Linked DNA regions of Homo sapiens: region 1 is linked to region 2. Evidence: read pairs that join two places in POLR2A ChIA-PET (ENCODE). Cell type or tissue: GM12878. All regions are shown on one strand. Links, peaks and the distances in the headings refer to the core of each region. The heading gives the core; the rest is flanking DNA.

Region 1 (16,774 bases), core at 5,096-13,095, 250 kb before region 2:
TGGGCCAGGTTACTGGGCCTCAGTTTTATCACTGGTTCAAAACCTACAATACTGTGTTCCTGTAAGGTCAAAAGCAGAATAGATCGGGATGGAACAGCTGTAGTCTGGAAGAACCAATATAGAACCAGCCTCCCTCCCTCCTTTCCTCCCTATCTCCCTTCCTTTCTTCCTTCCTTATTTTCTTTTCTTTCCATGAACCATACATGAGACCTAATGGAGTCTTACTTTCTACTTAACCTTTCCAAAAGGTAAAATATTTGTTACATTTGGTTTGGTGTGAAGTGAAACACAATGATTTTCTATGATCACTCACTTTTACTTTCTATTTTTAATTTATATAATACTCTCGTATGCCTCTAAATTTCCTCTAAGAAAATAAAATCTGTCCTTCAGTTCTGCTTTTGAAGGACTTTCATATAATCTTCACAGACAAGGTGGAGAAAAATTGTCATAAGAGTGATAAAAATGACTGTTAAAAGGGTCATCCAACTTCCTACACTGTTCAATATTTTCAACAATAACTAAAATGTATGAAATAGTTATAAAATTTGTATATAGCTAGAAAAAGAATTATGGTTGAAATAGAGTAGCAAGAGCTGATAGATCTTGAACAATAAAGTTTTCAGAAGATGTCCATTCAACAGATGGCAGTTTGGATTAGATCAGTTTTAAGGATCTTTCTAACTTTGGGGCTCTGTAGCTAATTAAAAATTAACATATTATTTTTTGAACTCTTAAACATGGTTTCTAGAAAGAAAATGGTAGAATTCTATTGAGAATTGAGAAAACAATTCACAAAAGGACAGCAATGCTAATTTTCCTACTGGTTAGAAAAGGAAGTGTAAGGTTCTGGAATCAGATGATTTAGTCAACATGAAAGCAATGATAAGGGACAAACTTTGTGGATGGCAGATACCTCGCAAGAATCTTTATCCCAGAAGTATTATAGAGCAAAATGAATCAGAGATGTACCAATGAGTTCATAGGGAGATGTTTTTCACGGTGCTGATGAATATGCTCATATGAAAATCAGTTTTTGAGCACAGCAACAGTAAATTAATTTCCTTGTGTGCATCACACTGTGTTCATAAGCTAGAAAAAACAAATCTACCTCCAGCAGCAGCTGTTTTCATGAATTATTCATGAACATAGCTTAAAGAATACTATGTACAGCATTTGTTAATTGGGTACAGTTGGCAAAATTCATATATATCAACTTTGTTTCTAACTCCCCTCGCACTCTGTTGTGAAATAACACTTGACCTTTTTTAAAAATGTAAACTATAGTCTGCAAATTCAGCAACTAACACAACACTCATTGGTTTCCCATCCAGCTTCGTATTACTTATATTTACTCTGTGTAGCTTTTGAAACTTTAAAATCTTGAACACAGATCTACCCTTTCATTGTAGGATGGCCATGGAAGTGAACAAAGGTTAAAAATGGTGATCTGGAGTAGGATTGTGGAAGGATGTGTGAAGATGTCACACATCTTTCTCTCCTGAATGAGTACACTGTAATCACTTTACTTCGGCCCAACTTATTCAAACCTAAATTATACTCCTGTAAAAGATCAATGCACTAAAATCTCCAAAGTACAATTAAACTTTTTTTTCAGGCAGTAACTGATATTATCTTGATTTACTTTTTGACTTTACTTCACCTTCTAAACGTGAGCATCTGACTCCTCCAGAATATTATAGGCTTACCCTCCAAATAGGCCTTGTTTTTGCAATCTTTCATTCTTATTTTAGAGAAAATAGAGAAATACATGCAGGCTATATAATTTCCATTTCAACATTAATAGAAAATAACCAAAGGAAAACAGTATCTGTATGAGATTTACTTCAATAATATGAGATTGGTTCTTATCAATACTGAGAATTTTGTTTTTCAGGGCATGTATTTATTCTTTTAAAGTGGTGAAAAAGTTTATTAAATTTTTTCTCCACCACTTTCCAAAGGTGAGTCTGAATGACTGGTATTTATATCACTATAAGTTTGGTTCTTTAATTTGGCAACCATATTTTATAAAGTTTTCTGGATTGCTGCTAAAAAAGAAAAAAAAAAGAGAAAAACAGGTAAAACAATAGACTCTGGTGAGTCATAGTGAGAAGTGCCAGTGTTCAAATTACATCACTGGCCAACAGCAGTTTATTGGCATCCTATAATAGCTTTCAACTTCCTACACTAATGCTGTCAAGGTAGGAAAAAAGGTAAAATTCTGTCCTCAAATCACAAGCATTCTACTTTGATGCCTTTAATGGCAGTTACAGTATACCTTTTGCTAAGAGCCGAAATAGGTTTATCATTAGTAAATTGCTTACCTATACTCAGAGATGATTGTAATGATTTGTTACTAAAGCCCATCCTTACCTTGCTTCGCATATTTCTTACTTCACAAGGTTTCATGTTTGCAGAAAGGTGAATATGTGGAGGGTGTTTGTGAAATTCTTGTAAGGTTCATTTCTCTACACGTGACTAAATTTGGTATTGGTGACCCGAAGATAATCTTTTTAGAACCAATCTGGCTAATGATTCCAGGTAAGCTGATAGTAACTGAAACCAATATGTCTAATTAAGCAATGCTAATTAACTATCACAGGATAGTTCTGTGTATGGTAAATTAGAGTAGACAATGCTTATCTAGAAATCTTGATAGAAAAGAAGGTTTGTAGATGGAATGTAGACCATAAGTTGCTATAATAATTAAACCAAATAAAATTAATTTTTAGTTTTTTCTTATATTTAGTGTCAAAAGTATGGAGAGTAGGGGATACAGACTGCTGGATGAATATGAGAGGAAGAGAATATTTTTGCATAGGATTTTGTCCTTAATGCCTGACCGGGTGTGGTAACTCACACCTGCAATCCTAGCACTTTTGGAGGCTTAGGTGGGAGGATCACTTGAGCCTAGGAGTTAGAGACCAGCCTGGGCAACAGAGTGAGACCCTGTCTCTACAAAACAAACAAACAAACAAACAAACAAACAAAATTAGCTGGGCATGACAGCACATGCCTGCAGTCCTAGCTATTTGGAAGGCTGAGGTGGGAGGATCACTTGAACCCAGGAGGTAGAGGCTGCAGTGAGCCTAGATCATACCACTGCACTCCAGTCTGGGCAACAGAGCAAGCTCCTGTTTCAAACAGAAAAAACAAATATTGAATCCCTATGCTATATTCCAAAAGACTGGAAGCCACTCTAATACAAGTACCTTTGCTTTTCTTTCTTTTTTGATTCATCTGTAGAACCTAGTAAGGTAAAGGTTGTAATGTTTACCATATTCAGCTTCCTGGTATTTTACCATACAAATCTTCAAATTATTTGCCACTCTTTCATAGATACCAAGATGGGCTTCAATAGATCAGTTAAATTCTACTGGTTGAGCACAGATTTCTGTGTATTGTTATCATGTGCTTTTTCCTGGGTGGACTGTAGAGACGAAAATAGGTAAAGAAAAGAAAAATGGAAAGGTGGTTGTAGAAAAGATTCTATTTCCAGGATCATGAGGCTTTTAAAGAAGAACTTTAATTATCTTAATATATCCAAGAAGGGAAGTCAAGGGAAGCCCTCAGGAAGCCCAAGGAAAGGGGACCACGTGGGAGAAACAAGTATTAACTGTGACTTAACTAAACATATTGGCTAACTAGAGTTCTCATTTCCCTAAAGGCACAAATAACATCATTTATATGTGTAAGATCTGTAGTGATATTCTGTAAGTATCAGCAAACTACTGATACTATAAAAAGCACCCAGTATGGAACAAGAAAAATTGTGGAATTGTTTCCAAGTACTAAAAGATAATTTTTATAAGAAGATGACGCTTTCAAATACCAAGCTTTGTAATGCTTCAAAAGAAAGATCTGAATGTCATGCTTTGTAAAAGAGATTTTGTGAGCAAGTTTGTACTCTGTAGAACAGCCGCTCATCTTGAGACCATTTGCTTCGAATGGTTTTAAATGTGATGGTGTCACGGTATGTGAGTACCATCATGCCCCTGGAAACATGTAGCACAATCCCCAAGACTAGGAGAAGAATGTTCAACGTACATCTATTAGGAAGTGCTCCCGCTCTTGACCATCGGAAACTCTACAGATGACTTACTGTTGGTTTCAAGACTCTCACAGAGTTCACTTTTCACCTCGCCATTTGGTCTGTCATTTCCTTTTTGGATCAGTTTGCTTTGCATGGTGGCAGCTGTCACCACAGCCTTGAAGCTCCTCTTGCGTTTTTGAACATTCTGTTCTGGATGAAAAATTATAATATAAACCTTGGGCATATAGAGCATGCCCAGAGATACTGAAGCACTTAAACTCATGGAGACAGTAAGTGTTGTTGTCTGGATGTACATCTGAGGGAAGAAAAAAAAAAGAATCACTGTTGGTAAGCCTAACAGTAGGAGATAAAGCAAATAACATACTATTTTCTAAAATTGTTCCAGCTTCTCTGCTAAAGGCACATTAAAAGGCACTTATTGAAATTGTCCTTAATTATAGTCAACCATTCCTGTGTCCTAACCTGCAAATGTAAATGAGTAAGGTTATTTTTTTATTGAACCCAATTTATTAAAATAAAAATACAAACAACCAAGCTGGTGGAGTTTATTTTCCTTTTTAGATTATAAATAAACATACATAAGGAAGGGGACCAAACCAGTCTGGCAAAACACTAACACTTAATGCCACACAGAACTTCTTTAGAAGGTACTAGTGGGCCAAGTGTTATTGTAGCAATAAGTTTAACCCAGAAGGTAAGTATACATAGTGAAAATAGAGTGGGAGTGCAACATTCCAGAACATCACTATTACACACCTGTGCTTGAATAATGCTAGTGGTTGCATCTTCACATCATTACATAATTCCAACTACCAAAAATCACAAGCATGTCATAAGGGCTTGATTTTTTTTAACAGTCCCTCTAAAGAACACTTCCAGAAGGTTCTCAGTGATAGCATCATATCGAAATAAGTCAGGTGCTTTTATAAAATATGTAAGATCTCCTCCCTCCAAGATATATGCACTGGGATATGGTCCCGGTCACTGCATTCTGAAATTCTCCCCCTGTGCTCATTGCTTGCCCTTATCCCACTGAAATCGACTGCTCTGATACTTACAGAGAGAGCTCTTTCTGGAAGGTTTTTCTTTCTACAAGCTAGAGGTTAAGAATCTGAAAAAAAAACCAAAGCTAAAATCACTGCTTTGGCTTTTTCTTTTTTGGTTATGGTATAGAAACAGAAACAGCAGTATTTCATTCTTTAAAAACAGAAACAAAAACCTTTGATCTGGTTCCACTTTTCATGTCCTGAGCTCAAAATAGAATTTTCCCCAAATAACTTGGGATACTGAGGCCACGGAGAAACCACATCTTAAGACTGTAAAGAGATTCTCCCTTTGTCATATCTACGACCCTCATTAATAGATCTGTTCACTCTATTTACATCTCTGAATATGATCCTGATTAGTTGGATTTTTTAAATATGTTTTAATCTGTTAGTCTTGCTAACATCTATCATACTAGTTAGATCTCATCTGGCAATCCTCAAGACCAAACTAATTGTGTCCTTTTAAATAAAGAATCAAAAACAAAACAAAACAAAACAAAACAAAAAAAACCATTCGCCCTCAAGGGTAAATAACTGAATCAGCATTAGTGTTGCCTTTTCCTAGAGGAGAAGGTTTCTCTTAACAGATGGCAAAACCTTGCGGTAAAGAACTGTCCAAACCATGAGCAGGATGTGAGGCACAAGTTAAGAAACTGTCTTTGGATATAAAATCATACCATGCACACTGCTGAATTTACTGCCCAGTTCATCTGCCACTAAGGCTGTCCTTGCATCCTTGCATAAGAGCTCATTGTTTAAGTGTGGAAAATGCTTTAACGAGATTTACTACAAAGTTTACAAGATTTACTACAATTAAGACCATCCCAATGAAATAGGGATGTGTACGTTTACGGCTTATAAATCTCCTAAGTTTTGCCATCTACTTTTAAGCAACCTATTATTTTAAACATTCCTAAGCTTCCTAAGTATTGGTTAATCTTTTTTGAATTCCTGCTTATTTTCAAGCTAGCATTGCTGCAAAAACCTACATAGAAAATTGACTGCAGAGAGAGGACATAAAGGTAAGAAAAGAATGTGGCAAAGTACAAACCACACCCATACATGTTCCAATGCCAGTCAAATAGAAAACCACCAGTCAGACTCTTTCAAGTCAATTTAGCCTAAAAACAAACAAACAAATCCAACGACGAAACAGCCATAAAATGATGGGAACATCTATACTGATTAGTTGGATTTTTTAAATGTGCCTTAATCTGTTAGTCTTGCTAACATGTATAGTACTAGTCCAAATAGTATAAAAATATTTTTGTAATAAACATCCTATACATTTTCTCTGTTACCAAAAATATAAATAATAGTCTTCTCTTATTTGGAATAATTTCTGCGATATATAGTAAATTTAATCCTGCCAAATATTAGACATGAAGAGGACTTTGGAATGCTAGCTTCCTCGTTAAATAAATTACCGCAGTCTATCCTTTTGGCAAGCCAACTCAATGAAAGATGTAATAAACACAGATATTAGAATTAAATAGTACCATGGTTAGTGTAGCAAGCTCTTCATTGGACGCTATACTTTCAAATTATACCAAAATGCTGATCTTAATTATGTACTTTCTTAAGACAGCTTCTGAAAAATTTTAATGTGAGTTTAATACAGGAAAGGCATCTAACAAAATCCTTAGCAAACTAACAGAAGAATAGAAAACCAAATACTGCTTGTTCTCACTTATAAGTGGGAGCTAAATGATAAGAACACATGGAGACATAGAGGGGAACAACACACACTGGGGCCTTTTGGAGGGTGGAGGGTGGGAGGAAGGAGAGGATCAGGAAAAATAATAACAGGTACTAGGCTTAATACATGGGTGATAAAAATAATCTGTACAACAAACCCCCATGGCACAAGTTTACCTATATAACAAACCTGCACTTGTATCCCTGAACTTAAAATAAAAGTTAAAGAAATCCACAAAATCATACCCTAAGTCCACAACCTTACAGTGGCCTAGCATTTGTTACAGGGCCATGGAAGGAATATGTTCCAGTAGACCTGGGTATGAATTCTGAACCACCACTTAAATACATTTTTTTAAAAGATAAAGTTTACAGAGAAACTCTAGAGTTATTTTCTGGGTGATTAAAGTCCCCAAACCAACCTCCCAGGCTACAATCTAAACCAATCAATCTTCCCTGGTTATTGGACAAATATGGTATCTTATTTTCTTCTCTGAACAGTAAGTTCTTATCTATGTCACAGGGTGGGGTTGGGGGTAATACTTTTCTCATAGAGGAGTTACAGGGTAGCATGATATATTTATAAAATCTCTTACAGATACAAGATAGCTCAAGAAACATTCTTTACCCTACAACTTTGCATCTAAAAATATGCTAACAAAGTATCCTCCCAGGAGTATAGGACAAAAGAAGGACCTATTACACACTTATTCAAACCAGTTTTGTTTAGAGAAGAGCTGATAGCCAGGCTCTGACTATACGATGTTGAGGAAAAGGCCTTTGTAATCTCACTTCAATGTAGACAGAATAAAATTTTGTCCAAATGTGAACTCAAGACCATATTTACTGCCTGGGCCACATGCTTAGAATAATATAACAGCTCTTTATCTCAAAGTTACAGCTCATCAGAATGCAGGAGGGGACTGTATTAACTCCCACTAACCCACAAAAATTCAAGAGATGCTAGCAATGATATTGGATATGTCAATAATAATCTTCTCTTTCCCAGCCTTCTCTTACGTGCTCCCTCCTGGCCCTGTCACTCCAAAATACTAACACCCAGAGGATGGGGACTATCTTTTCTATCACACGCACTGATGGCTTGTTACTTACTCTGCCTCCATGCCCCATGGACATTTTGAACCTGAAGCAGTCAGATGCCCTGAAGCAGATTTAAGCAATCTCTAGATAAGCCAGGGGTGAGCTGTGACAATGGAGCATACTAATATGAAATCTTTTCTGGGACCTATTACAGTTCCCTCTTCAAACTCTGGATAGGTCATTTGTACATATCAAGGTCTACTCAACGTAGGCCATGATGTGGTATCATTAAAGACTCCAGGAAGAGTGAGGAGGGAGGAGATTTTATTTTTCCAGGATAAAGGTCAGTCTTTTGCTTTCAACCAGCTGCCAGTGCACAGACCACCACAGACTCTGACATCCAACCTGGTATTTTTGCAACCCCTTAGTAACTAAGGTAAACTATTATGAAACCTAACACTCAAAGCAACTTTATGCCACGTGATAAGAAACAGACTCAGTATTTATTCCTGACTATTTCTGTTTTGCCCTCGATGGTTTAATCTTACCACTTTGTTTTAGTCACCAGGTTCTGTTTGGCTGCTTTGCATACCGTTTGACCAGCTAGAAAGCTACACTAACACTGACAGCCTGTATTTCTCTGCTTCTGTTTCTACTTCCTCATCTGCGTGTCTGCCAAAGTGAAACTTGCATCAAAAAATGGGTTTTCTTTTGCTTTTTAGCAGCCAATGGACTTCAAAATACCATTTACTACTAGAAGTGATTTTTTTTTTTTAAAGATGAAGAAGTTTATAGAGAAACTGGAGTTGTCCTGTGGGTGGTAACACCCCAAATCAATCTATCATGCAAAAGTCCAAACTCATAAAATTCCCCTAGCAATTGAAAATTGCAAAAACCAGAGGCAACCATTCAGCTTTGCTGGCTGAGCCTGAAACCACTACCAAGCTCATATCAAACGTTTTTATTTTGTTCCTGTCTTGTTTACATTAAATATCTTCCTAGTTTCATTGCTTAGTCTTTTTCTCTCTGTCTCTTACTCGCTTGCTGATCATATTAGAATTACACCCTTAAACCAAGACAAGCTTCATGGGTGTGCACTTGTACACAAGACCCTGTAATAGAAGGGCCCCATGCTTGGTTTAATGCTCTGCCACGAATGTTTTGAAGTCTGTAATAATTGTTAAAGAAAGACTCCTGCATTTTCATTTCTTACTGGGTTCCACAAATTATATAGCTAGTCCTCTTTTAAAAATCACTTATATACTGACAAATTCCGGGCTTTTCTTAGGAAAGGCATTTGTCTTTTGGGTCACTCCCTTCGGTGCCTGACAGCATCTGAAACTTAACAAGCCTCTGATTCCCAATCTTCATCCCTAAACTTGATCTCCCAGTGGTCTACCCTATCTCATTAATACCGTGCTTCTAGTTCTTGGGAGAGCAGGTGGACAGGGAACTTGAAATTGTCTTTTACTCCTTTTTTATACTCCCACCCTATCTATGACCATATCCTATTGATTCTACCTTCAAAATTTGCTCAGAACTTTCAGAATGTCTCCACTGGTGTTACATTGCTCAGAGCCATCATCATCTCTCATTTGGATCAGTACTGTAACTGTCCTAGTGTTCTCTTTCCTGCTGCCCTTGCTCTCTTCTGTTTGAGCATTTGATTGATCCTAACACAGAAGCTAGAATAATCCCATTATTCATAAACTGAATTAGGTCACTCCTACTCTCCAAAGCCTACTCTCCAATGACTTCCCATTGATTGTATCTTGACAATGGTCCACAAGATCCTCTGAGAACTCCTCTGGTTTACTCTTTTTTTACTCATTCCCTTCCACCCATACTGGCTCCCTGGCTGATCTTGGAACATACCAGGCATGCTTCTACTTCCAGACTTTTATATCTGGTGGCTTGCCTCTTCACTGCCTTCAAGTCTTTACTGAAATGCCCCAGCTCAGTGAGACCTTTCCTGAACACACCATTGAAAATTGTAACCCCCAACCTTCTACCAGTATTCCTAGCTTTATCACACTCCTTAGTATCTAACACATTATATCCTAAAAGTCTATATATTTTACTCATTTAATGTATGTGGTACCTATTTCCCCTAGCTAGAATAAAAATTCCATGAATATTGGGAATTTTACCTGTGTTGTTCACGGCTGTAAACTCAGCACTTAGAAAACTGTCTGGATTAAGAAAATGTGGCACATATACACTATGGAATACTATGCAGCCATAAAAAATGATGAGTTCATGTCCTTTGTAGGGACATGGATGAAGCTGGAAACCATCATTCTCAGCAAACTATCACAAGGACAAAAAACCAAACATGGTATGTTCTCACTCATAGGTGGGAATTGAACAATGAGAACACTTGGACCCAGGAAGGGGAACATCACACCCCAGGGCCTGTTGTGGGGTGGGGGGAGGGGGGAGGGATAGCATTAGGAGATATACCTAATGTAAATGATGAGTTAATGGGTGCAGCACACCAATATGGCACATGTATACATATGTAACTAACCTGCATGTTGTGCACACGTACCGTAAAACTTAAAGTATAATAAAAAAAAAAAAGGAAAGAAAACTGTTTGGATAACAGACATTCTCTATAATCTTTTGAGTTGGTGTGAGTTCATACTCCCAAATTTGGGTTTTAAGGAATATAACTCATGTATTTCCAAGAAGGAAAAAAAAAAACAGATACTGAAACTACAAAATATCAGAAAACTGGAGGACTGGAGGACTCCATTCTTTTTCATAGCAATCTCTAGGCTGGGAGAGAAATGTAATCTTGGGCAGATAAACATAATGCCCTTTTAAACAGTAAACTTGGTAATAATGGGCCATTTTGCTCTCCATCAGCAATGAACAGTATAATTCAAAGTCAGTCGTTTTCACTTTGGGAATAGGAGAGCTCTGGGATCTGCCCTCAAAACAAGTTAACTGTATAACTGAGGGTCAGGCACTCACATTACTTCTAAGTTTTCATAGACTTAAATCAAAGGATTTAGTGAGACAACATATATACACAGTGGCACAGAGCCTGGGATATATTAATTAATAAGGGATAGCTTTATTGTCATTATTTAACCTTGACAACCTGTTCTCTATTCATCTTCCTTCATTCTCCACGTCAGAAACGCTTAACACTACTTCTCTCTCAAAATCAGCTTCAAGACTTTTAGCCTTTATAGCAGAAACACACACACACACACACACACACACACACACACACACACACATACAAGCAAAATGGTTTATTCATAAGGAAATATACTTTATGTTTGTGGGAAACTTTAGAGTCACCACAGCAAAGAATTATAGTCCAATTTAACTCTGGGAAAAATCACCGTCCTGAGTGTTGTGTTTCTCCTGTCAGGTAGAAATCACAGTGCTGCTGACCCAGCAGCAGGTCAGATACATTGCACTGTGTTTTCATTAGTGGAGGTGGAGACCAGTTGTCTGTAATCCATTTGCAGTCACTTATCACATCCCCTTTCGGCTCAGGACACATATTTGCAACATGAAGAGTCAAATCAAAAGCTACGAATAAAGAATTGTGAAGGAAGACTACAGATGCAGAGCAGGGCTTGTTCTCCCTCCTGTGAGGTCTTTCTGAACCCTTAACCTTGGAATGATTGGGAGAGGTGGAAACTAGCTAAAGAGAATGATACAGCATCAACCAACAAGCAGAATATCAGCTTCTCTAATGATAGGAAAGAACCACGTAAGGAAGCTCAAGATCTGTTAAAGAAGGAGAAAATCTATCTGATTTACAATGACTATAATTAAACATAAGTGATCTTTAATATTTGGATTAGTAAATAATTTGTTTTTATTAAAGCCTGATGGAAAATTTAAAAACAGAGTAAATTTTTAAAACTATGGCATTATTAAATAAAATGTGGTCTTTAATTTTCAATTATTATATATGAGAATTATTTACAGAAATATAGTAAATAAGTAAACTGATGTTGCATTTTCTACTGGGATATGTATATGAAAATTAATACAAGGTGTCTACTCTCTCAGTGCTTATTAATTCCTCCTTTACAGGTATTTTTGCTCATGTTTTCCTTCGTGGATTTCTGCTTCCATGGTAACTTTTGGCCCTTTATCACTGCAGCAGCATGGACAGAACTGGGAATAACAGCAATGGGGATGTCTTTAATTATTATCATTTGAACGGATATCAAAATATAATAATATTTTCAGGTAGAGAACAAATAAATAAAAGTATAAATTAGTTTAGAAAGAAGCAAGGAAGAGGAAACAATTGTTTCAGGAACAAAATTTATCTCTGAACTATATTTTAAAGTATCTCTATCTCTATCTATCTGTCTATAGTTCTAGAAGCCAGGAAAAGAGAAAATATGTTGAATCCTATATTTATCACTGCCTAGAGACGGAAGCCTTGCTAGAATTTAAATTTTAGGCTAAATAATAAATTCAGGTTGTGTTATCTAAGGAAAGTTGGTAAAATTATGAAAATGGTTTCAACTGTAGTTTTGCGAAAGGCACTAAATCTTGGTCAGATAGATATTTTCTCTATAACCCTTTTTAAAGACAAAATAATTGATTCAGTAACTCAGTGCAGGTGCTTTTGCGGAGGCACATGATGTTTTAAAAGTGCTATTTTTTTTTTTCTGGTGATATCCCTTAATATAGTAAGAATCAAGAAAAATGGTGTTATGGGCTGAATTGTGTCTCCTCCAACATTTGTATTTCGAAGGCCTAACCCCCAGTACCTCAGAATGTGACTGCATTTGAAGACGGGGTCTTTAAAGAGGTAATTAAGTTACAATCAGGTCATTTTGGTGGTCCCTAATCCCATATGCCTGATGGGCTTATAAGGAGAAGAAATTAGGACACAAGACACACAGAAGGAAAATCACGTGATAACACAGGGAAAAGATGGCCATCTACAAGCCATAAGCCATGGAGAGAGGCCTCAGAGGAAAATAACCTTGTTGACACCTTGATCTCAGACTTCTAGTATCCAGCAGTATGAGGAAATTGATTTCTATTGTTTAAACCACCCTGTGTGTGATACAGCCCTGGAAAACTAACAGGAATGGGGAGTTGATATCACTGAAAAAGTTCTGAAAGTTCTGTGATAGTAGTTGGTTGTGGTTAAATATACCAATAGAATCTCAAAGATGTCTGATATTGATTAAAACGATGAGTTTAGATACTGTACAATAACTACAACCATAACATCTATCAATTATTGAGGATCAAGTACAGCATTATGCCAAAACTTTTATGCACTTATTTAACCCCTCACACTAATCCTGTAAGGTAGGAATGAATAAGTCTATTTTTGAGAATTACACAGTCACGAAGAAGTCATTTTTGAGACACAGTCACTTTTGAAAAGTCATACAATACATGAAAATAAAGTGTAGATTCAAACTGAGGTTTCTCTAATTTGAAAGCCCATATCCTTACCACACACCATCTGGCCCCCATAAATACACCGAGAAGTGAAAGAGCAGGATTAATGTGACTTGAGTCCTCTCCAAATCAGAGAAGCATCCCTTTTCTAATAGATTTGGGCCAAATTTCTTCTAAATAATAGAGGCACAGTTAAAGCACTTCAATTAATATTTAGTTGTGCATTAGAGGGTTTCTGCTGTTATTAATCAGCTACTTTCTTCATAAATAAAAGCCTCATGTGGATCCTAGAACAGCTCTGGCTTTCTTATAATTACATCTTCTTAAACTTGACAAAATAATCTAGCTGAGAATATGGGCCTGAAGAGCTGGATAAGTTAATCTTTTAAATGATGTTTAGCATTGAGTTTGCACTGGGTTGGAGCAGAAAAGTCTCTGATGAACCACTGGCCACCAGAAAGAACAGGGATTCCCTACATGCAGAAGACATTGCTGCATAGGCACCATTCCACCTCTATAGCACCAGAGACAGGCTATTGACAATACAGCAGGCAGGCGAAGGTGGATTCAAATACAGATGAACTGACAACCAAGAATTAGCAAATACTTAAGGAGAATCAAGACACCTTACAAAGAGAATAATATAAACATACAAAAATAGATCCAATAGAGCTAAAGAAGGAAGACTGTGGAATTAAAATTATTGTTATCTTAGAGAAGTTTTGAAAAAAAAATAACAAATCCATAAAAATATCAAATAAATTCATATAAGCTAACATTTTAATCATTAAAATAAAATCTCAGTAGATGAAGGACTTCTGATTCTGGCTATGGAGGAGTAGCTATAATCAAACCAAACCAACTTCTGAGAATAACTATAAAACAATCATAAAGTTAAGGGAAAAAAGACTATTTGGAGGTGTCAGAGGAGAACCAAGGTAGCCAGGACTCAGGGGACCAAGATCCTAGTAAGGAAAAAGAAAGCACATTGACATATGTCCAGCACTCTCCACTGCCTCTTATTCCCAGGTAACGTACTGATTCTACATAGGAAAGACAGAAATCTTTAGACAGACCTGTCAGCAGTCTCATGGGACTAGGGAGATAAAATCTGGAATTTGGGGTTATCATTGCAATCAGGACTTAAGGACCCACAATTCTAGGGTACTACAGAGAAGTAAACCGGGTATTTTATACCTTTTTTTTCCCTTGAGACTTTGCTGAATCCTAAGTGTAAGAAAGCAGCAAGCTAAAAAAAAAAAAAAAAAAAAAAAAAAATCAAACATAATCTAGATTCAGAGAGAATTCAGTTAGAATTCAGGTCCATGGAGGAGAATGATTACTCATAAAATATCAGACATTTAGCCAATATATCTAAAGGGATATTGCTGAGGAGGAAAGGTAAATCAGAAATAGACAAATCCATAAAAACCTGAAACTTATCCTCGAATTATCCCAATCCCAGATTATATCAAGGTGAAATGTCTTGATATATATATTTCAATTGCCGACTAGTAGAAAATTGAAGCTTCTCTAGAAGGAAATAACAATATATATAACATCTACATTTTTTTAAAATGTACAATGTCAGTTATTCAATAAAAGATTACCAGCCAGGCATGCTAGGACACAAAAACAAATGACCAAAAACCGTGGGCAAACAACAACAAAAACTAAACAGGTGACAGAAATGGTGCCACAGATGATCAGAACCAGGCTTCTCAGACAAAACTTTAACATAAATGTATTGAAGAAAATACATAATACGATATTTTCATCAGAGGACTGGAATGTGTCTGTGTGTGTGCCTGTGTGTGTGTGTATTGAAGTCAAAAATTATAGGAGTGAAAAATATAATAATTGAATTGAATAGATGAGTTTAATAACTAATTAGCTACATGGCAGGAAATGACTGATGCATTAAAGATAAATCAGTAAAAAAAATATCCACGGTGAAGGATGGAGACTATAAATATTTTTAAAATTCAGAAAGAAATTATTGGAGATATATAAAACATGATACAAAATTTGAATAAACATGAATCTTAAGTCCTAGAAAGAAAGGAGAGATATAATAGATAAAAAGAAACACTTAAAAGAGACACTGGACAATAATTTTCCAAAACTTATGAAAAATAATCTATTAAATTGTACAGAAAAAAATTACCAGATGGCCACATTCTGGGAAATCCTAAAAAATTTCAAGGATTTAAATACAGGGTATGCTATCTGACTAATGTGAAATCAGATTAGAAAATAGAACTAGGTTGGAAATAAATAACAAAAGAAAATTGCCAACTGTTTGAAAATTAAACAATACATTTCTAAATCACTCATAAGTCAAAAGAAAAACAATGGAAATTAGCAAATATTTTGAACTGAATAATAAGATACAACATATCAAAAGTCATGGGCTAAAGCAGACACAAAAGAAGAAATCTTGATATGATTATTCATCTCAAAAAACTAAAGAAAAGGGAGAGAAAATTAAATCCAATCAATATAGAAGGAAGGAAATAATAAAGATAAAAGTCAATAAAATAGAACACAAATGTAACATAAAGAAAATCAACAAAGCTAAAAAAAAAAATCTTTGGAAAGACTGTAAAATTAAACCACTCACAAGGTTGACCAAGAAAACAAGAAACAAGACATAAATTACCAATAATTTGGTAATTATTCCTAAAAAGGGAAGAAGATGTGATATAAGATTTTAAAAATATGCCAGCAAATTACTTCTAAATGTTGTTAGCCAAAAAAAAAAATAAAGTGTATGTTTAAAGTTTAAGAGCAACTTAGAAAAAAATGAAAATAGTATCTAAAACTCCTGAACTATCAAATGAAAAAAAATGAGAGAAAACTTGATCAGTTAAAATAATTTCAGAGAAGACAAAAAAAGAAACATGAGAACATAGTAAAAAGAAAACAGAAAACATTAGCAAACATAAATCATTAATTTTCATTATAAACACTAAATTCCCTATTTAAATACAGATATTATCAGGTTTGATTTTAAATTGTATTCTCAAAAGAGAAAAGCATATATAAAGATTATAATAAGCCAAGTTGAAAATACATTTTCTATGCCAGGAAAATGTAAACAAAGAAATCTGGAAAGTAATATTAATATAGGACAAAATAGAATGCAAGATATAATCATTAAATTATGCAAAGAATATATATACACACATACAATTAATCCATTATCACAATGTATGTAAGCAACGCATTATAGAAATGCAAGGATAGACAAATCCATAACCATCATGAGAGATTTTAATTCATCTTTTCAAAGATAGAAATTTGATTATACAATATATAATTAAGAATAGTTTGAATAAGTCAGTAATAAAATTATCATTTTCACTGCATTATTTTAAAACATAAATGAGCTTCACAGAGATCAATTATGAATTAGGTTATCCAGCAACAAAAATAAAATTTTCATAACAGGAAACATGAGACTATATCCTTTCACCTAAAAAGGTAATCAAATTAAAATTATAATTTATAAATAAATATGAGT
Region 2 (16,774 bases), core at 5,910-13,909:
CCCTGTGTGTGTTACAGCTCTTTCAGCCCCACCATTTGGTGGGTCTCCAGTTCTTGTCCCACATCCAGGAAGAATGAGGTACGCAGACAAGTGAAGGGTGAGCAAGGCAAAGGGTGCTTTACTAAACAACTCAGAGGAGACCTGCAGTGGGTAGCTTTTCTCTGCAGGCAGGGCATCCCATTGTCTGCTCAGCTCTCAGCAAAGAGGAGACCCATAATGTGTAGCTCCTCTCTGACCAAATGATGGTCAGCTCATCATTTGCCTGAGTCGCTTGAATCCAGGGTTTTTATGGGCTTCAGAGGGGAGGTAGTGAATGCTGATTGGTCCATGGGCAGCCATGGGTGGGCCCAGAAAAAGCACGGCAAGTTCTCACTCCTATCTGCAGAACTGGCCTGAAGGCGGGGTTTCACCGGGGAACTGCCCCTTTCCACCCAGGAGCCTGTCTGCCTCCCATTGTCATTAACCTGCCATTTACAGTGCCCATGGCGTCCAGGCTATTCATGCCAAGGGGTGCCTGCAAGCCAACACTGAGCTGCCCTTAGCCCCTTCTTGGCCTCCCTCTCATGCTGGTCAGTGCCCAAAGTCCAGAGGGGGCTAAGGTGGCAGGGGGCTGGTGTGTTAGTGCTGCCCCAAGTGTGCATGCATGCACCTGGCCAGGTTGCGACAGTGCCTGGGCTCAGCCTTAACTTTGCTCTGAAATCAGAGCAGGCACCGGGAGTGGGGAGAGGCCAGGCAGAGGGAGCAGGTACTTCTGATCCTGCAGGGGCAAAGGGGCTTCCCAGGCCCCCAAAAGTGCAGAGATGCCTGAGTCCGCAGCCGCAGCTAGGTCGCTGCAGTGGTGCCTGGGGGAGTGAGGTTCCTGCCCCTCCAACTTGGAAGGGGGCAGGGCTTCCATCTGTTCCTGAGAGGGCTCAGCCCTGGCCACACCTCCCCTACTGCAGCCAGTGTCATGGCAACAGCCACTCCAGACAGGCCGTTGCTGTTATCATTAGAGCTGGCCAGAAGAACCAACACTTTAGTAATGAGTTAAGACAATATTGGAGGAATGAGAGTCTGTTTGGGCCCACCTGAAGGCATAATACTGGGGCCCCCACAAGGATGAAAGTAAGCATGCAAGCAGGAGGGTAAGAGTGGAGCAGATAAACTTCAGTGTTGCCCTTAATTACAAACGTAGCTGGCTGGGTGAAAGAGACACCAACCCCTAAAATACACCTGACAGATCTGCTCACTCAAGGAATTCTACTCAGTGAGAATTTAATCCTGGTAGACTACCTAGATCTTCGGGCCCTTTTAAATGCAAATGACACAAAGAATGACAGAAACCTCATTGTAAACTTACATTTAGGTCTGAGCATGAAGGACTGTATGGAGTTCTTTCTCAATGGCAAGTTTAGGGTAGGATGGAGGGAAGATCAGAGCTTTGGAATTCTGAAGGAGAGGGAAACATGCTGAAAAGAAAGAGAACTGGAGGGGAAAGCCAGGAATAGAAAAGAAAATGTTGCCCATTCACAATGGGAATTAAGCTTTTCCTATAATAAAGACCTTGACACAGAAGTGAGTGGGCTAACGAACTTTCTCCATCCAACAGTTAGTTCTATGTGTATCACTAAAGTTATAAACACATTCTTGAGTACCAGAATTTTAATTTTGATACCACAACCTTTGAAATTCTACTATAATTGGGTCAAACTCTGGAACAGTAGCAGATATGCTGACTTGCTATAGAATGAGAGTGACAAAGAATGATGAGGAAATGCCTGAGGTTGAGTCCCAAAGTACTCTAAGTGTCCCCCACCAAGGACAGTGATGACTAAGGCCCTCTCCATGTCCTTGATGTCAACATTAGATGATGTGTGTTAAAAATGTTGAGAATGGAGGGGACTATCTTCAGGACATGGCATTACTCTCCACATGGAAGGTGTGTTCAATATGCCATCCTGGGAAGATTGAATTCTTGCAGCAGCACATAATGGAAAAATACTACAGCACTAAGCAGTAAACTGAGAATATATCAGAATCCCAAAGACTACATCTAATATTGCTTAACTGTAGAATGTAGTTATACACTGTTCTGACTGGAAAAAAAAATAAAACACTGCAATTTTTTCTCTTCCCTATTGAGGATGAGTTCCTTACTAACTTGGAATTCAGTTAAGGTTTAGTTTAACCAAACTATTCCTTAGGGAGTTGATTCCTATCAAAGGTCAAATCCTGAAAGAGTAAAATAATCACCTTCCAAATATCAATCTTGTAAAACAGAAGGAGGATCAGAAAATTAGTAGGTTATACTTTATGGGCAATTTCTCTTCACAGCTTAATGCTTTGTTTATATAACTATCCTTATTAAATTATTTTAGCAATAAGAATGGTGTTGCCTTCACCCCACTTCACTCTCCAAACCCTCAATAGGAAAAAGTTGGCTGGAAGAGTGAATAACAAACTAATCGCCTCAAACTTCACTAAGATTAACTGGATATGTCACCTCCTCTAAAGATCACAGCAGTCATTCACTGGAATAACAAATGGCAAGACGGGAAACCAAATTGTCAACATGGGTACAAAGAATCTACTAATTTGCTTGAGGTTAGTGGGTAATAGGCAGTGTTATACTAACATTATTATTCCTTTGTGATACATTTCCAACCAAATTTCTTTTATTAGAAATGCTTTTTTCTGATTATGAAAATAATAAATGCTCCTTATGAAAAATCAAAAATATATTTTAAAAATACAAGAAAACAATAATAATTAACAATAAGACTGGCAACCACAGATGATCATTGTAATGAATTAGCATTCTTCTTTCAGTGTTTTGGTGTATATAAGTACAATACATTACAGCATGTAGGTGCTTTGCAGTTTATGTGTATTAGCATGGTCTCATTTTGTTAAATTATTATAAGCAACAATATTAATGCCTGTATTATATTCCAATCTATTGACATTTATATATCCTTTGTTTTCTAACATAAAAAGCTTTTAAAATAGGTACAAATACTTTTTCTAAAAGTTTTACATTACTTCTTAGGGTAAAATTCTTGGAAGTAGTGTTTCTGAACCAAAGAGCAAGAAGAAAATATTTTGCCGAATTATTTTCTAGACAGTTTTCTTTGTTTTATAGTTTGTTTAATCTTTTGCTGGGCATATAAAATAGTAGTCTGATCTCTGTGCCTTCTTATCAATCCAAAATATTTCTTCTCAAAGTATTTTCTATTTCAAAAGATGAAAAATATGTCTCAAGTTATGTTTCATTTATTACATCTAAGTCTTAATCATTTTCATAAATGTATCAGTCAAATGTAGTTTCTTTCATAAATTGTTGGAATATGCCCTTTGTAAATTGCTATTTTAAGATTTTTTAAGATAGGTCATTAGAAATTTGTATGACCATTATAAATATTCAACGTATTAAACGTTTCTCTTATATTTGAGGCAAATATTTCTCCCAACTATGTTTTTCTTATTTATTTATAAGAAAACAAACTAAACTATATATAGTTATATTTATTAACTAAATATAAATAGTTAGGTCTATTTATATTTCCCTATGTGATTCTGACTCAATTCCTCTACATTTAGAAAAATTCCTCCCCCTCTACAGATTAGACATGCACCATCTAAAACATAGTACTTGCTTTTTAATTATTATTGTTAGAATTAAATGAAACTGAAACTTGTTAATGAAATTAGCTAACAAAATTTTCCACTGCTGACCAGATATTATAAAAAACATTGAACCTATCATGTTTAATAGTGCATAGATTTTCCCAAGCTGGATAACTGTGAAATAGAGTGTAACCAATGATTTGAGTGTAACTGTGATTAAACTTTCCAATGTTGGAAGACACTTTTAATGGAAGCTATTATCTATATTTATAGCAGTTTCATTTTTTACTTCAGCTGTTACTTACTCAATTTTTTTCTTCTCTTTTTTGCAATTGATTTGCAAAATATTCCATTAATTGCCTTATAACTGTTATACATATGGAAAATTGTTAGCATGCCTTAAAGTGATCAAGAAAGCTCTTGAGTGTTGAAATATACTAAGTCTTATTTTAGATCTACATTTCTCCTCTGGGTTCTGCTTAGGCAAAACTAGTTACATTTAATGACGCTTTCATGCATTTGCTATTAAATTATATTAGTCTAGGTCAGTCAGAACCTTGAGATACGTTTGTCTCTTGAGGCTCCTTGTCTGGACTAGATGTCCATGCAATTCTTGTTCAGCTCCAAGTCCAGCCAGAGGCATTTAATGTGGCCAACAACAATGGTCTCATGCCTTGATTCTAACATGTATCTGGGGGTCTGAGCTTAAGAATGGAGAAACAGAATGTAAGTGGTCCTGTCAGTTGTTAAACTACTCTTTCCCTGCATCCCCAGTCTTGCCTCATAGATATCCTCGGAATAAAATATCATGATTTTTAAGCATCTCAGTTTGTACTAGGATTGCATTGATGGGTGGCTTTTCCAACAGAGGAGGAATAGAGATGGGAGGGACTGAGATGCCTATATTCGAGAAAAACTATTTCTAGGCAGATAGCCAAATCTTGATCCATCAAAATACTAAATTAGTAATATATTAAAACATTTTTAAAGGGAATTCTGTTATTATTATGAAGAAAATGAGAAAAGAATAATATTCCATACTGATATCTTCTATCATTTGGAAATACCTACTTTCTTCCAAGAACTGTATAATGTACTAGAGACATAAGATTAAAATATATGGTCCCTGTTTCCAAATAGCTCATAGCATGGAGACCAGGCTGACCAGGAAACAGTATCAGCTATGAAACGGAAGTACTGAATTACAAGGAGTAGATGGAATGACTGCCTAGCTGAAACTGTAAACATCAAGAAGAATTCCTGGATAATGTGCCCTATGAATTGAGTTTTACAGGAAGAGAATCTCAGGCAGAAGAAAGCATATTAGAAGGCCCAATGCTGTGAGAAATAACCTATTTACCTCCCTGCAAGTATTTCAGCAAAGGTCTTAATTGGTCAGTGACAATTAAGTAAAATGAAGGGCTTAGGAGGTCCAGATGATTAAGGTTTTTATTCGGCTTGCTAAGGATTTTGGACTTTATGCTAAGCCAATAAAAAGGTATTGAAAGACTTTAAGTAGTCAAGGATGTATGATCAGATTTGCATTTTAGAAAAATTTCTCTGGCCACAATTACGTAAAAAACAGAGAAGGATGGGGCGGGGGACACATTAGCACAAAAGAATAGTTAGAGGACAATTCTTGGCCATTCAGGAAAGAAATGAGGAGGGTCTTAAGTAGAGAGAGTGTTTCTGAAGAAAGATATTAAAGAGCCATAAGAGGCAACATATGATCACTGATTATAAGGTTGGAGAGACAGGGATAAAGAAAAGGGTGAAGGCAACCCAGCTTTCTGGCTTTTACAACCAGGTAAAATGTGATGACGTTCACAGAAGCAGGGAGTAACAGTGTGAAAGAAGGCTTGATTGAAGGTAGAATACAAATAGCTTGAGTTACCTGTGAAATGCACAAGTGGATACACAGGGCTGGGACTAGGGTGAAGTGAGTGATGCATGGAATTGGATGCAAAATTTAAGAAACAAAAACTCTTTGAAAAAATGCATTTTATTTTAAGTCTGGGATACATAAGTAGGATGTGCAGGTTTGTTACACAGGTAAACGTCTGTCATGGTGGTTTGCTGCACCTATCAACCCATCACCTAGGTATTAAGCCCCGCATGTATTAGCTATTTGATATTGATGCTCTCTCTTTCCCTGCCCCCTACTCCTGACAGGCCCCAGTGTGTGTTGTTCCCCTCCCTGTATCCATCTGTTCTCATCGTTCAGCTCCCACTTACAAGTGAGAACATGCGGTCTTTGATTTTCTGTTCCTGTGTTAGTTTGCTGAGGATAATGACGCAGTGGTAACACATGGAAGCCTCCTTTCTTTAAGGAACTATTACTGAGAGAGAGGCAGAAGGTTTAAAGGTTGTGTTTTTATTTATTTATTTTTACTTTTCTCTCATGAAATAAGAAACTGGAACATGTTTATTTGCTGAGGCTAAAAGGAACTGGCAATGGAGAAGGGACGTGGGAAGGAACAAATCAGAGAAGATAGATGCCAAAACAAAGACAGACAGAGGCTGAAGAAAAGGAGGCTCAGATGGGATTATTGTAGACAGTTTACTGAATACAGGCCTTCAAAACTGGGGGGCTTCCACCCAGGAAGTGAAACCATATGACCCAGCAATCCCTCTTCTGGTTATACACCCAAAAGGAAGTGAAATCAGCACCTTGTAGAAATATCCGCACGCCAATGTTCGTTGCAGCACTATTCACAATAGCCAAGATATGAAAGCAACCTAAGTGTCCCTCAAGGGATGAATGGATAAAGAAAATGCATAATATATACAAAAGAGAATACTGTTCAGCCTTTAAAAAAAAAAAGAAAATTCTGCAATTTGTGACAAAATGGACAAACCTGGAAGACATTATGCTAAGTGAAATAAGCCAGGCACAGAAAGACAAATACTGTATGTTCTCACTTATGTGTGGAATTAAAAAAAAAAAAAAAAAGTCAAGCCCATAGAAAAAGATAGTACAACAGTGGTTATCAGGGACAAGGAGGGGATGGGGAATGGAGAAATGCACGTCAATGGGTACAAAGTTGCAGTTACATAAACAACTGAAATAAGTAAGTCTCAAGAGCTAATGTACAGCATGAGGACTACAGCTAATAATTTTGTATTATATACTAGAAACTGGCTAAGACAGCAGATTTTAGGTGCTGTTACCACCAAAAAATAAAAAAGAAGGTAATTACGTGACATGATGGATATGTTAATGTGCTTGACCTTAGTATATTTCACTAAATATATATGTAATATACATTTATCAAAGCATCATGTTGTATGCCTTAAATATACACAATAAAAGAAGGAAAGTAATGCACTTTTATTGCCTGGACAACACATTAACACATCTCCCCATTGTGGGTCATTTTTTTTTCTTTTGAAATGTTTATAACATTTACTCACATCTTTCCATATTTCTGCCCATCCCCAAATTTAAGGAAATTAGTATGCAATACTTATCTGCCTGTAATCCCTTCTCTTTGGGGCATTAATCAGCAGTTACTAATCTGAAGATTTAACAAGGGAAGAACAAAGAAGCATTAAAAACACTATTTGCTGAAAATATAGAAGGGGTGCCTAAGTGTTGCTCACATCTCTTCAACCTTCAGGTGGAAATTATACTCAAGGCTGCAATGGCTGGAACCCCAAGTTCACTGAAATCTGCATCTTGAAGGAATTTTTGCACAAAACAGTTCTTTCATTTCAGAAATAAAATATTTACTAAAAAGTTGAGAAACAATGCAAGCAAATGCAGTAAATATTTGTTCTTCATGGAAGCAAGTTATTCCTTTACATACTCCTATTGTCTCAGTGAAGTTCTGGAGGTTTATACAAATGGAATAGATTGTGGAACTACCCCTGAGAACTACTCTTAAACATGCTACGTATTCAGGATGTCAAATTAAAGGAGTCTCTGAGGCTGCCGCTTCTCTGGTCATCTTTAATTAGACAATACTCTGGTGAAACCCTCACAATTAATATTAAGAGTTGTTCTTCTTCTACAGTAAGTGGAAGGGGAATTATGTAGTGGCTTGTTCTTTGTTATAATTTTATTGAGAGGGTTGTGGAGGAAGGATTGGAATATAATAGAATTGTTCTATTTTCTACCATTTACAGAAAACTAGATGAATCACAAAATTGAAGAAAAAATGATGCTTATCTTTTAAATATGTATTTTATAAATATTTAACTTATATTAAAATTACTTTCCACATATTACAAAATGCTCTAGGCATATCAGTGCATGTGTGCTACTCATTAAATGTTACTATGTCTTTCTACCACAGAGATTTATTTAGGAGGGAGATTGTCATGTTATTTCCTATACCTGGAATGACTCACACTTCTGTGCCTGTTAACATTTTATCCATCTGATACAATCTAGACCGTGAAACCTTTCCTAATCAAGCTATTTTTTCATAAATTTAACAACTGTCATAAATGAATTGTCTGTCATGAATGAATGAAGCAACAAAACAATGAATGACTCAGTGTGGGTTGGTTCTAAGAGTTGCATACCTTCGTAACCCCAATAGAGCTTGTTGGGGTGCCTGGAATATTAACAAGCCAAAAAAATACTTACTTTATTATTAATTATGTAGGCAATGCATAAATTGAAATACATTTATATTTCTCTCAAGAAATTCTCTCTAAATTATATTAGCTTCTGAGGAGAAAGTGTCTTTCTAGCAACCTGGCTTTTAAAACCATCATAGGCACTTTCTCTGTAAAGGTAAATAAACTTTCTTTGGAATGTGGTGAAAGAAGCTGTTAGATAATTTCTGAATGTCTGGTTTTATAATAAGGAGGGTCACTGTCCTCAAAGTTTAGCAATCACTAGACCCTGAGGGACTTTTATCTAATCTTAACCCTGCACCTGACTGCCAGGCAGAGCTAATCACTTAACCTCCCAGTGAATTAATGGGTTCATCTGTAAAACACGATTGCCATCAAAGGCATGAAAGGAAAAGACTAATGATAGACGGAATGAGGTTAGATTTAAAGATTCAACAAAGCCATCAAAATTCACAGCAAAGCCATTTTCCATTATTTCCCTCAATTGTAACTATACTGCTTTTATAAGAAGTGAATTCGACAAAAATAAGTTTATAAGAGTTCTGTTGTGCTAGTTTTTATCTGCTGGACTGATGCAGTATGTAAGAAAATTCTCTTGCTTTCAAAAATGTAAAATTTAAAGCACATTGAAAATTCATGATATTTCATGAGATGCCTAAGGATTTGAGACTCTGACAGACAAAAAAATCCCCTGTGATTTTGATAAGACTGCTAAATAAAAAAGCAGTTCATACATTATTTTTATCACCTTCCTCTTCTATTTCCTCTTTCATTTTTCTATTACATTTTGATTTTGACTTTTATGTTTCTGCATCTTTACTTTTCTCCACCCCTGGAGCAATGGGAAGTATTTTTTTGCAGGCTACAAGGTACCATTTTCAGTGTCTGATGAAGTTCTCCCTTTGGTGTGTGTCAAACAATCATTTCCAGCCTCCAGATAAAGAGACAGAGTGGCCCAGAAATGCCCTAAGCCCACTAGAGGCATGCTTGCCTAAGCTGGCTGCATCTCTCCAGTTGCAATGCACATTTTTTGGGACAATAATAAATACTGGCTCAAAAGAGAATGATGGAAAGTACATTTTTAGGAGATATGAGATCTAGGTCTATTGATGGATAAACTGATTTTTTTCCAGTCACTATAACATCTGTTCAGAGTAAGTAAGCATCACTGCACAGGGAGATGGAGGATGTTAACTGATATTGGGACTACAATTAGATAGAAGAAAACCAGAACCAAGGCACACACACTGTTCAGATAGTTCATAGGGTTATTTTAATCACTGATTCAACTTTACAGAATGAAGTTTCTCCATTCAATTTCACATCAGTAACTGCAGGTTGTATTATGTCTAAGATTGGTATAGAACAACAGCAATTTCACAATATCTAGACAATGAATGAATATTAAAAATCTATTTCATTAAAAAGCTCTTTCAGATACTGGTATCTGAAAGAAACCATGTTGGACGCAAAATATATCAAGAAATCAAGAACTCAATATAATGAAAATAAGGCTGAAGACTGCAACAGATTTGAATACAGCATGCCTCTATATTCTAGTTATTAATGATTGATTTTTAAGAAAACCTGTTTCAGTGAAAAGGGCAAGTAATCTTTTTTAATCTCACTTTAAAATATTTCCTAGAACTTTCTCATTCATTAGCTCACTTGATTCTCAAAACAATGATTCTCATTCATTAGCTCACTTGATTCTCATATTCTCATAATCCTAAAATAAATGTTATTATAATCTGTATTTTAAAGTTTAATATTTTGAAAGAAATAAATTACATAATTTGATGAGGGTGATAAATTGGGACTCCAGTCCCAATTTAGTTCACCCTGAGCAGGTCCATTCTCACATCAACCTGTTACACCATTTAAAGAAATAAAAAATGTCCATTACATATATTTTTAAGTTACATTCAGTCAAACAAGCAGTTACCTTAGCACTCAGATGTGTAAAAACCAGTGCAACAAAATTTCAGTTTTTAACAAGTCATCTGAAACAACAGAGGACATAATTTTGTCCTGTTCCCAAGATACTTTGTGTTTATGTTCCTAAATCCTAAATTCCTAAAATTGCATCCTGATAAAGAACAGTAAATTTGTTTCTCTACTATATTTACCATATTGCCTCATTACTTGATCCCTCCTTCCTTCCCTCCCTCTCCCCTTCTCTTCCATTCCTTCTTTTCTTCCTTCCTTCTTTTAATAAATGTATATATATATGTGTGTATATATATATAACCAATAATTACCAAGCACTTACAGTACACTGGGCAGAGTGCTAGGCTCTTCACTGAAAACACTTCAAAGTATAATAAGAGAAACAGGAAGCAATGAAATGAGTCAGCTAGTTTTGGAATCAGGTTAGTCACAGTTGATCTCAGCTGCAGGCCCGGAAGGTTGGGGGTGGGCTGCCTTGTATTGCAAACACATGCATCACATCACACAGACATCCTGCACGCTGGAGCACAGTAGCCTGTCAGTTCCCACTGCTGAGTCATTTACAGCTTTTATCGTAGTTAATGCCAATGATTATATATGTTAAAAGTACTTATTAATCCTTGTACCAAATATAGAAGAGGGCTCAGACGCTTCTTATCTCATGGTTCTTAAATCTAACCATGCGCCATACTCACTGGTAGTTTTACAAGGAATGGATTCTTGAGCTCCTCTAAAGAAATCAGTAGCTCCAAGAGAGATGTTTTTAAAAATCTGTTTCTAGTAAACTCTCCCAGTGATTGCTGAGTAACCTACTTAAAATGACATTGGAAAACCATACACTAGAACCCTGCTTTTGATTTTTGTTACAAGATCTAGAATCAAGTTCAAATAGTCTAGATAGTAAAATATTGTGAGAATTTTTTTTTAGTTTTAGAAATCCTACAAGAAGTATAAAACTATTGTTATAGTCCATGCAACCAAAATTCTTACCCAACTACTGGAAAATGAAGGAGTAAAAAGAGTTGGCCAGGGTAGAGACATCTGGATCCCTCTTCGGCAACCTAAGAAGATAAGTCTGTCAGAGAATAGTGATTATAATGAGTTAATGACTATATGCCTGGTTTGCTTTAGACAGCCCCATGTCATGCCTTCTGTCTTAGTATAATTATTAATCATGCTACCCATTTCTTTCTCCGAAGTGTCCCTATTTGAACAACAAGTTATTTGGTCACCCCAACTAAAAGGGAATCTTGTCAGAGACCAATGAGTGTCGTTTAGTGAATATAGAAATAATAAGCAGGCTCTATTTATTCATTTATTCAACTCAATTCAGCAACACATTTGTGCTAGCATTCGCACATGCCAAGTCCTGCATAAGTGAGGAAAGCCCCTTGCCTTGTGGAGCTTACAGTCCAGCAGTGGAAGACTCACACAGTATACAAATGAAAAACAAATTAAAAAGGATAGAGATTACAATAACTGCTATTATGGGAATAAAGAGGATGATATAATAGGATTTCATGGGATGGACAGGTGTAATGAGGGGAGGCCTTCTGGCAGACCATCATCTGTTTCAACCTCATTTTGCATACCTTCTTGTACTCCAGAAACTGGAAAGCTAAAAGCTATGTTTCATATCCTCCTCCGCAGCTAGGGATCTGGATTTAGACACAGACAACCAGATATACTCATGCGAAGCACTGATTCAGAACTAAACTGTAGAAGGACGACGCAGTGGCAGAGAAGGTGTCTACTTCACTGGCACAGAAGTCCAGTCTCCTTATTGTCAGACAGCACATAAGATGTGTTCCTGAAGGTAATGGTTCTGACCCCACTTCCTGATCCCCTACTCATGGTTATAGTAGTACAACCCTGAAGCCAGCAGTTGGGACAGCAGTCTTCTAACTCCCCAGCTTCCTGATGAGGCAGATGTAGAGGGCCAGTTCTGTGGTGGTGTTCTTGGAGTCTGGAATAGTTCCACATCAAGAGCTATTCCCAAGACCTTCTAAAAAATTGTAAGCACTAACTTACCATGTTAAGTTCCCTTCTGATTAAAATGGAGTGGTTTCTGTTATCTGTCACAGAATGCTAAGTGATAAAGACCTAAAGAATGAAAAGGAGTCATGTGGCAAATAAGGGGAAGAGAATTCCAGACCGAGAAAATAGCAAGCGTACAGGGTCAAGGCTGGGAAAAGACTTGGCACGTTCAAGCCACAAGAATAAAGTCACTGTTGCTGGAGGAATGAAGAGGTGGGAATGCGGAAAATGAGACACTGTGGGAGTCTGATTAGGGCCATGTCAGTGAGAGACAAGTTCAGATTTTTCCTAGTATATTGGGAATTCATTGAGGAGTTTCAATCAGGCATGATCTAGTTTTAAGAATATTAGACTAGATGCCTTGCAGAAAAGGAATTAAAGCAGGAAGATTAGTATAGGACTATGTCAGTAGTACTAGCAGGGGTGAGGAAAAGGAGGAATTAAATTCTTGGCTTTCAGCTAGATCAGAAGGTAGATGTGCTGTAATTCATTAAAACAGAGACGAATAGGATAGAATAAACATATGTTTGAAGCATCAAGAGTTTGTTTTCGTTTTGTTTTTGGGTATCTTTGGTTGCACAAGTCAAAGTTGAGATGCAAACCAGACAAAAGACTTTGACAAGGAGAGTTTTATAAATAAGAATCTGCAAAGGAACAGTCAGTTTTCCATGGAAATCCTCATCTAAACCAGGTCCTAGGGTCAAGACGTTTTAACATAAGAGTCAGAAACAAAACCTCAGAGCACAGTGCATCCAAGCACCTTTTTCGTTTTTTATACGAGGTCTCGTCTTTATCACTCAGGCTGAAGTGCAGTGGTATGATCACAGCTCACTGCAGCCTCAAACTCCTGGCCTTGAGCGACCCTCTTGCCTCAATCTTTCAAGTGTCTAGGACTACAGGTGTGCTCTGCCATACCTGGCTAATTTTTAAAATTTTTTTCTTGAGACAGAGTCTTGCTATGTTGCCCAGTCTGGTCTCAAACTCTTGGGCTCAAGCAATCCTCCAGCCTTGGCCCCCCAGCGTGCTGAGATTATAGGCTTAAGCCACCACACCTGGCCACCAAAGCACCTCTTTCTTATGTTGGCTGTTACCAAAGCCTATCAGACATTCCCTCTATTAACCCTACAACCACAGACCCTGTCCTTACCTGCAAATTCACGAACACTTCCTCAGGCCCAGGAAGAACTGGACGACTTCTGTCTACCTATACTACCAGCAAATGATTAAGTCAGACTGTCAGGACGTCTACAACCCTCTTATTATATGTTTCCTATATTCTTTCAACTCTGATCAGTTGTTGGGGGAAGTCAGGGACCCCGAATGGAGGGACTGGTTGAAGCCATGGCAGAAGAATGTGAATTGTGAAGATTTCATGGACATTTATTAGTTCCCCAAATTAATACTTTTATAATTTCTTATGCCTGTCTTTACTGCAATCTCTAAACATAAATTGTGAAGATTTCATGGACACTTATCACTTCCCCAATCAATATCCTTGTGATTTCCTATGCCTGTCTTTACTTTAATCTCTTAATCCCATCATTTTCATAAATTGAGGAGGATGTATGTCACCTCAGTACCCTGTGATGATTGTGTTAACTGCACAAATTGTAGAGCATGTGTGTTTGAACAATATGAAATCTGGGCACCTCGATAAAAGAACAGGATAACAGCAATGTTCAGGGAATAAAAGAGATAACCTTAAACTCTGACCACCAGTGAGCCGGGCGGAACAGAGCCCTATTTCTCTTCTTTCAAAAGCAAATGGGAGAAATATCACTGAATTCTTTTTCTCAGCAAGGAACATCCCTGAGAAAGAGAATGCGCCCCTGAGGATAGGTCTCTGAAATGGACCCTTGGGTCTGGCTGTCTTCTATGGTCGAGCTGTAGGGATGAAATAAGCCCCAGTCTCCCATAGCACTCCCAGGCTTATTAGGAAGAGGAAATTCCCGCCCAATAAATTTTTAACAGACTGGTTGCTCTCAAACCCTGTCTCCTGATAAGATGTTATCAATGACAATGGTGCCCGAAACTTCATTAGCAATTTTAATTTCACCCCGTCCTGTCCTGTGGTCCTGTGATCTCGCCCTGCCTCCATTTGCCTTGTGATAGTCTATTACCTTGTGAAGTACGTGATCTCTGTGACCCACACCCTATTTGTACGCTCCCTCCCCTTTTGAAAATCCCTAATAAAAACTTGCTGGTTTTGCAGCTTGAGGGGCATCACGGAACCTACTGACATGTGATGTCTCCCCTGGACGCCCAGCTTTAAAATTTCTCTCTTTTGTACTCTGTCCCTTTATTTCTCAATCCGGCCGATGCTTAGGGAAAATAGAAAAGAACCTACATGACTATCGGGGGCAGGTTCCCCAATAATCAGTAGCCCTGAGACTATAAGTTGAAGTCTGCTTACTTTGCTATAATTACTATCTGGAAAGCTGACTTGCTATTCTTATAAATATAATCCTAGCATTGCAGGATACCATGGGCCATCTTGCCAATCTCCTTGCTGCACAAACTTGCTAAGCCCATTACATATGCAAGTTTTATCATTATAATCATAATCATCAATACCATTGTGGCTGAGGTTGATGTTATGATTGCCATACATTGAAAAGTAGCTATGTAAGTCACTAAACAAACATTTTATCTCCACTTAAATATATTTGTTTGTCTGAAATAATTACAGAGAGAATATACATAGATCTATGTGTGGACAAGCCTATCTGTGTACGTGTGTGTACATATATTTGTGCACAGGCCTAAACAAATATATATGTATGGACGTATATGAAACTAATATGTAATCAGTTAAAAAGTTAGGTTAATATACATAGGTTAACATGTATGTATATTAAACTAACAGGTTATCATGAATGTGTTATTTGAACTCATAGTCATTAAGAGATGTAAAACTGTTAAGATTTTTCACTGTTGGAAAACATTGGAGAGCCTCAAAATATTTAAACATCTAATCTTTAAGTTGAAATGATTCACACTAAAAGAAAATAAAAATATCTGAGCATATTTATTCAGGAGCAGCAGTAAATTAAGAAACCAAGAGTTTTTTTAATGAGTTTTCACTATATTAATTTCAAGCTATTTATTATGTTATGGGCTGTCTGGTTTGTTAAAGCCTAATTAATGTAAGTAAAGAAGACCCAAGTAATCATTAAATATATCACTATGAAATGAATTTTAGATAAAAGTACCATTACTTTAAGAGAGGAAAGAACACATAATTGCCATGGTTGATATTAATTTTAATGTCATGGAAAATTTATTTAGTAGGAAGATGCTTGCAAGTAACATCTGAATTTTTCTCTTTGTTTCAATATCCATGTAAACCTGAGAGAAATTGCCTAGTAGATTTTAAAAATCTATAGTATAGGTGTTTTAATCAGGGGTCTCCAGAGAAACAGAACCAATAAGCCAATTCCTTATAATAAATACAATTTGATATAAAGAATGGCTCACATTATTATGGTGACTGACAAATCCCAAGGTCTACAGGGTGAGTTGGCCAGCTGGAGACCCAGGAGTGCTAATGGTCTAGTTCCTGTCCAAAGGTCAGTAAGTTTGAGTCTCAGGAAGAGCTTATTTTTCAGTTCAAATCAGAAGGCAGAGAAAAGCCAATGTCCCAGTTTGAAGTCAGTAAGGTGGGGGGAAATCTTTCCTTGGAGAAGGTCAGCCATTTTGTCTTATTCAGGCTGTCAACCGTATGAATGAGGCCCATAACATTAGGAAGAGTAGTCTGCCTTACTCAGTCTACCAATTTAAAGGTAAATCTCAACCTAAAACACCCTCATAGAAATGCTGAGAATGATGTTTAACCTGGGCACTTTGTGGTCCAGTCAAGTTAACACATAAAATGATCACCACATTAGGTCAACTCTCAGAATGCAGAATGTTTTGCCTTTACTAATAATTCATGCTAAAGGAAAAAGTGAACATGAGTAGTTACAGCCACAGATAATATAAGATACTGTAAGTCTGGTTTCAAAAAGCATTATGTGAATTCTTCACATGTTATTTTCAATGGTCCTCCTTATTCAATAGTTTTAATATATACCTGGTATCTGCCATGTCTACCACAAAGGTAGACAAAATGCTCACTGGGGTCCTAGTCCTTTTTACCTCATGCCTACCTGGCCACCTTATAGCTGCTCTCTCTTCAAGACAATCTACTTTCTACATATTTACTACATAAATATTCCTGGCTGGGTATCGCAGCTCATGCCTGTAATCCTAGCAATTTGAGAGGGAAAGGTGGGCAGATCGCTTGAGTCCAGGAATTCAAGACTAGCCTGGGCAACATGGCAAAACCCTATCTCTATTTTTTTTTAAATGTCTAATGAAAAAAGAAATCCTAAAACACTGTTATTATTACAATGCTCCCCTGGCTCAGGAACCTACCATGGCTCACCAGAGAAACAAAGGTAGATTAACTTTCACCTCCACAAAAAGACTATAGCTATTATTGTGTACAAGTATTTTTTTTTAAATAAGGCTAAAGTTTCTACACTGACTTTCAGAATTTCAGAGAGGAGTCCAAGTTGTAAGCCAGCTGGAAACAAGATGACTACTATAATGG

What was found. ChIA-PET counts read pairs that join two places held together with the same protein. Peaks named below come from ENCODE experiments on the same cell type or tissue, not always from the same donor. Only the 100,000 strongest peaks of a DNase experiment are listed, where the experiment ranks them.
Region 1: POLR2A ChIA-PET joins it to region 2 with 10 read pairs; 2 of 35 experiments call an interaction of 5 or more read pairs at or near these places.

What each region holds. Positions count from the first base shown.
Region 1 is chr7:126,442,021-126,458,794 of GRCh38, forward strand. It overlaps GRM8 (glutamate metabotropic receptor 8), which reads right to left. Exons shown (of 11, transcript NM_000845.3): 10 at 4,106-4,352. Among named protein-coding and RNA genes, the nearest start is that of MIR592, 610 kb to the right of the region's middle. In GM12878, for the core only: no CTCF peak of the experiment used is centred there; a DNase peak (open chromatin) is centred at 8,471; H3K4me3 peaks cover 973 bases; H3K27ac peaks cover 1,779 bases.
Region 2 is chr7:126,690,624-126,707,397 of GRCh38, forward strand. All of the region lies in intron 7 of GRM8 (glutamate metabotropic receptor 8), which reads right to left. Among named protein-coding and RNA genes, the nearest start is that of MIR592, 360 kb to the right of the region's middle. RefSeq lists enhancers at 6,129-6,198, 10,122-11,321, 10,398-10,717, 12,050-12,099. In GM12878, for the core only: a CTCF peak has its summit at 9,154; DNase peaks (open chromatin) are centred at 10,608 and 11,768; H3K4me3 peaks cover 1,817 bases; H3K27ac peaks cover 6,369 bases.